Regions from separate parts of the Mus musculus genome. Here region 2 is linked to region 1. Evidence: chromatin loops called from intact Hi-C (ENCODE). Cell type or tissue: left cerebral cortex. All regions are shown on one strand. Each heading gives the region's core, and the rest is flanking DNA. Links, peaks and the distances in the headings are about the cores only. Region 1 holds the start of Abcc1 (ATP-binding cassette, sub-family C (CFTR/MRP), member 1). Region 2 overlaps Abcc1 (ATP-binding cassette, sub-family C (CFTR/MRP), member 1).

Evidence for each region. Peaks named below come from ENCODE experiments on the same cell type or tissue, not always from the same donor. Only the 100,000 strongest peaks of a DNase experiment are listed, where the experiment ranks them.
Region 2: it touches region 1 in a loop (4-fold over the local background); 2 of 42 quality-filtered maps call a loop at or near these places.

What each region holds. Positions count from the first base shown.
Region 1 is chr16:14,360,199-14,363,103 of GRCm38, forward strand. Abcc1 (ATP-binding cassette, sub-family C (CFTR/MRP), member 1) reads left to right here and starts at 1,360. Exons shown (of 31, transcript NM_008576.3): 1 at 1,360-1,445. The coding sequence starts at 1,398. In left cerebral cortex, for the core only: a CTCF peak has its summit at 1,392; DNase peaks (open chromatin) are centred at 912, 1,504 and 2,030; H3K4me3 peaks cover 1,787 bases; H3K27ac peaks cover 1,420 bases.
Region 2 is chr16:14,449,338-14,452,242 of GRCm38, forward strand. The region is part of intron 19 of Abcc1 (ATP-binding cassette, sub-family C (CFTR/MRP), member 1); the gene reads left to right. Among named protein-coding and RNA genes, the nearest start is that of Abcc1, 89 kb to the left of the region's middle. In left cerebral cortex, for the core only: a CTCF peak has its summit at 1,439; DNase peaks (open chromatin) are centred at 729, 1,019 and 2,235.

The DNA.
Region 1 (2,905 bases), core at 263-2,762:
CCAGCTGCTAGCTTGCTAGAGCCTAGCAAGACTCCTGCTATACAGCAGATGCTCAATAAATATGGGTAACAGTGCATTGAGAATTGTTACCTGAAAGTAATTATCTTTAAAAAACTTATTCACAGAGGTAAAGAAACTTCCTGCCAAGCCTGATGACTTGAGTTAGCTCCCTGGAATCCACAAAGTTCCACAAAAAACAACTCTCCCAGGCTGTCCTGACCTCCACAAGCACAAGTTTATATACACACCCACACACATACACACATAGAAGTAAATGCTGTTACTACAACCACCACCTCCACCACCACCACCACCACCACCACCACCACCACCAAACTCTTATTCATACTGAGGGGGACCTGACTTGTGGTTGACCTTCAAAAATTGTTTATCTTACTCATTTTCTTTATTACTTTTTAAATTAAAATATTTTTTCAGGGGTATACATAGCTCAGCTGGTGGAGTGGTTCCTGCTGACAACAAAACCTAGGAGGAAGCCTGGGTTTTGTTGTCAGCGCCCCAGGTGGCTGGGGTAATAAGAAGTGGAGGAAAGGTGATGCACACCTTTAATCCCAGAGCTTGGGAGACAGAGGCAGGCAGATCTCTGAGTTCGAGGCCAGCCTGGTTTACAAATTGAGTTCCAGGACAGCCAGGGGCTTCATAGAGAAACTTCAGTCTGTCTTAAAAAAAAAAAAAAAAAAAATGGAGGCAGAGGGGCTCACAAGTTCAGGGTCATTCATCCTCTACTACATAGTGCTTTAGAGGCCAGATTTAGTTATTATATGAAACCCTGTCCCCAAATTCCTCATACCAAGTAATAAGGAAATGAGTTATTTCCTGGCTGCACTCAGAATGGGAGAAATTCCCAGGGTGCTTTGCAGACCATGGAGGAGGGGTGGCAAACTGGTGTTCAGGATGGAGATCTCAGTGTTTAGAATGGATTCATAGGGCTCCTGATTCAAACGAACTACACTTCTACTCGTTGAGGGACTCTGAGCGAATTTCCTCACCTTTCTGAGCCTCAGTTTCCTTATCTGTTCTCTTTCCTTTCTTGGGAGCTCACATCCATATCCCTCCAGGTGCAACTGAAGGAAAAAGCCCTAAAATCACGCAAGCACCGAGCGTTCTCCCGCAGCGGGGGGCCAGCGGTACAGTTAGGGTCACCTGGGATGAAGCCCAGGTGTGGAGGGCCCAGTGCGGGGTTCTTCCGGGCCGTGTCGGCTTTAGGAGCCGCCAGTGAGTGGGAGCTGCAGACGAGGCCTGCAGGCCCAGGCCAGGGCAACTCGTGGCCGTGCTCGCTCCCACGCGCGGGGCGGGGCGGGGTGGGGCGGGGCTGCATCCCGGTGACGCGGGCCAACCGCGCGGCGCTGCGCCTCCTCGCTCAGCCGGCCGCCCGCATGGCGCTGCGCAGCTTCTGCAGCGCTGATGGCTCCGATCCACTCTGGGTAAGGTGGTGGGCCGCGGGGGACGGCGCGGGGGCGACCGGGGACTCGGAGGACGTGGGGGGACGCTGGGACGCGCGGACCCAGCTGCTCCCCTAGCCGGAGCCCTGCTCTGCTTACGCGGGGATTCGCCACCCGGGCCCCGGCGTAGCCGCCGCTCTCTTACTCTGGGGACCGGGTTCCGGGAGAGCTGGGTGTGTGCGGGGAGGTGCCTCTGTGCTTTGGGGTTCTGCCATCGGGAAGGGACGCCAGATCTGGAGGCAGCAAATTGGGGATTTTCTGTGTTTTGTGGGGGTAGGATCTCCGTTTACCGCGCACACACTATCATAGAGCACCGTGCAGGAGCCCAGACTCTAGAAAGGGACTTCCCATCGCTTGTGTTGGGGTTCCCCACTGTTTGTTTTACCTCTCGTTTACTCTGGCTTCATGTTTTTTTTTCTCATCCTCTCTCCTTTCTGCCTAAATGCTATCAGGGAACTTTAAGGAAATAAGGAAAAGCCAAGAGAGGGGAGAAGGGCCTTTCTGTCTCTTTTTGTAGGTTTGGGGTGCAGTGGAAAATGCCCTGGACTCTGTAACCAGGAGAGTGCCTTCTACTCTGAGTCAGAGAGACTCCGCTGCTCTGGGGATGTCCCGGGGACTTCAGGCCCTCTCCAGGTAGCTTTCTTGTGAAATGATCCTAGGCTGGGTTCCCTGGCTGACTGCTCTAATCTCCAGTGCTTGTGTATTTCGTGTTCCTGTAATGCTGTTCCTGTAATGCGATTTGCCTGTTATTCCAGAACACTCCTGCATCACATTGTCCTGATTATTAGTGACTACAATAGGAAACCCTGGACACAATGACTTTTCTTTTTGTTTGAGAAACAAGAAAAACATCCCTGTTTCTTAGCAGCTGATGGTTAGCGCCCACAAGTATTTGTTCTGTTTTGTGGTACCTCCGTGATAGACTGCATTAGGAATGATGACCCCTGAAGGCCCCCTGGGAGACTTTTGGGTGAGGAGGGTGCCAATTTTGGTTGAGAAACTTACCATACTTGGATAAATGGTTCATTTTAAAGCCAAGAGGTTGGAGGTTTCTCCAGAGCTGGAAACAGAGCTTGTGATTTACATTCGGGAGTCTGCAAGAGATAGGTGCCTGTTTGCCACACAGGAACACTGTGTGTCCTCTACCCTTGTGCCAAGTGTAGAGACAACGAGGTTATTTTGCAAGAACTCAGGGGGATCTGGGTCACTAACATGGGTGCTGGAGTATTTCCTGAATTTCTTTTTTCTCTTATGGTGGAGGGGAAGTAGACATTAGATTTTCTACCAGTTTGCATATTTTATTTTTGCATATATATAACACACACATACATATATTGTGTGTGTGTGTATGTTTGAGTGTATGCATACCATGGCACATGCGCACATCAGACTTGTGTGGAACTCTCTTTCCACAGTGTGGGTTCTGAGGTCCTCAAGCCTCT
Region 2 (2,905 bases), core at 203-2,702, 89 kb after region 1:
AGCCTGGGTCCCTCCGTCAGTGGCTGGTGAGTTAGGGACCATTATGCAGCCTTCTCAGGTAGCCTCTTATTCTATTAGTCACACAGGCTTTCTCAGAGGACCCTCTGGTTACCTGTGTCTTGGGAGCAGTAGCTTCAGTTGACATGCACGGAGATGATGCCAGCCAGCGTCTGCTTTGCAGCCCACAGGGATGCCCCTTTGATCTGGGCATCCTGCTTTAGTTACAGCTATTGTAAAATGTCTGAAACTTGTTTGACAGCTTCCCACCTAGCTATTACCTCTCTGGGACCTGTCTGTTTTCCCACATGTCCCCAGACAGATCTCAGGTAGATGGCCCTCAGATGGAGCTACAGGGCCACTCCCATTGTACAGTTTCCCAGAAGTAAAACTCTCATCAAAGTCAATGAATGGAGATCCTGCAAATAGCAGCCTACAGTCTCAAGACTGGCCTGTGAGCTTGGTGTCACTAAGAAAAAGCTGTTTGCTGGCCACTCACCTGGCCATGTGAGCATGTATGGAACACCTACTGTATATGAAGTACTTATGCTTCCTTAGCCCATATTGTATACCCTCTATTGAAAGCAATTCCTATGTCAGAGCTTTGAGCCTGGGAGTTGGCTATAGAGTGTGGGCTGTGCTGTGCTCAGGCCTCTCTGTTTATCTTCACATCTCTCACTTCTCCATCCATCCGATCTTCCTGCCAGAGCTGGGATTATAGGCATGCACCACCATGCCTGGCTCACAGCCACGTTTTTGTGGAGAAAGGAGTGAAGTGGGAGTTGTGCTGCCTGGCTGAAGTGTGACGCATCTTGGGTTTAGTAATCTTTCTGAAGATCCCGTCTCAGACATTGTAATAGTCTCTGGGGGTGAGGTCTTTATATGGCATTTATAAGGGGAAACACACAGTTTAGGTTTGGTGACAAAATAACATGACACCCCCTCCCCCCCGGGTTGACCTTAAAATGTAGAAGCAGAAGGATTCATCAGACCACGGATTCAGCATAGGCATTGGGAGCCTAAGGAGATGCTAGGCATGGGGAGGAGGCAACCCAGAGACGCTGTAGGCACACGCAAAGGCTTCAGGACCAGCTTGTTTTAAGAAATGAACAGGAGGCTACAGTGGTAGCTACTGAATCAGGGTAGGAGATAGGAAGTGAGACAGTGAGGGGCTCACCCAGTAGGGCCTTGAAGGAGTCGGTTTGAATTTCATTCTAAATTTAGTAGGGAACTCTTCCTACTTATTTTTTGTTTTAAGTGTATGTATGTGTGTGTGAATATGAATAGACTGTGCAGTTGCCTGCGGAGACCAGAGGGAGTCAGATCCTCTGGTCATAGACAGTTGTGAGCTGACGTGTAGGTGCTGAGAATCAAATCCTGGGCCTCGGCAAGATCAGCAAGTACTCTTAACCACCAAGCCACCAAGTGGCCAAGTGGGGAAACTCTTGAATCCTTGAATGTCAGAGAAGAAACATCTGTCTAAGGACACAAAGTGGCTGGCCGCAGGGCAGGTCTCACGTTTGGTCTCTTGTTAGGGGATTGGGACTCATTTCCATGGCAGCATTAGGGTATTACCAGTGGCTCCTTGAAGTTTTTTCCTCCCCAGTAGGGGACAGGACTGCTGGAGGTTGAGGAAGGGTCTCACTTTGTAGTCTTGGATGGCTTGGAACTTCCCCTGTAGATCAGGTGGACCTTAAATTAAAACAAAACAAAATGAAACAAACCACCTTCAAAGTGGTAGGATTAAAGACATATTCCACTATGCCTTGCATATCATAGTGGTTTTTAATAGATGTCATATTAAGATGCCAGGATTACAACCTCTAATCACAGCACTTGAGGCGAAGGCAGGTAGATTACTGGGAGTTTAAGAAAAAAAGCTTTATTGAACTGTAATTCAGTACCAACCTTATGTCCCCATTGGATTTGTGTCAACTGGTGTTTGTTAACATCCTGTCTTGTAGCCACAGTGATTAACTTTAGAACATTCTGGTCACTTCAAAGGAAAACCAAGAGTCCGCATCCCTTGGCAGGCACTCCTGGACTCATATCCAGTCTTCTCTGATCTTTTCATGCCTGCACTATGAAAAGTTCATGTTTTCTGGCTGAGTCAAACCTTACATTCTCAAGGCTTGTCTGCATTGCAGCCATACCTCCTTCCAAGGCTGCGCAATTTGTCATTGTACTGCAGTGTATACTTAGAGCTTGCTCATCTAGGGAGGTGGGGGCAGGGATTGCTTCTGCTTGTTGACTGTTGCTAATTATTGTTCTGCTCTCTAGTGTTCCGAAAGAAAAGCTACAGTTCTGCAATCCCAGCAGCTGGGAGGCTGACGGAGGGCTCTGAGTTTAAGTAGTGTGTGCTGGAGACATAGTGAGGCTGTGTCTGAGGAGGAGGGGCTACGTCTTATTTTTTGCCTGTGTGATGGCCTGCATTCTTGCTAGCCTTCCTATCTGGTTGGAATGAGTTTTCTTCCACATGTTCATGTCCTTGTGGTTGCAAAGGTCTGCCCTAAGTCTGGTCTATTTGTTCTCAGGCAGAATTGTCCTTATCTCTTAGCTCAAGTGATGGATTGTGGGCAGTCTTCTGTTACTGTACTTCACTTCACCCTCCCCCCCCTCTCTCTTTCTCTCTTTCTCTCGCTCTCTCTCCCTCTCTCCCTCTCTCCCTCCTTCCCTCCCTCCCTCCCTCCCTCCCTCCCTCCCTCCCTCCCTCCTTCCTTCCTTCCTTCCTTCCTTTTCTTTCTTCCTTTTCTTCCCTTCCCCCTTCTTCCCCCTTCTTCTCCCTCCCTCCCTCCCTTCCTTCCTAGATTTATTTATTTATTTGTTTATTATATGTAACTGCACTGTAGCTGTCTTCAGATACTCCAGAAAAGGGTGTCAGATTTCATTATGGATGGTTGTGATCCAC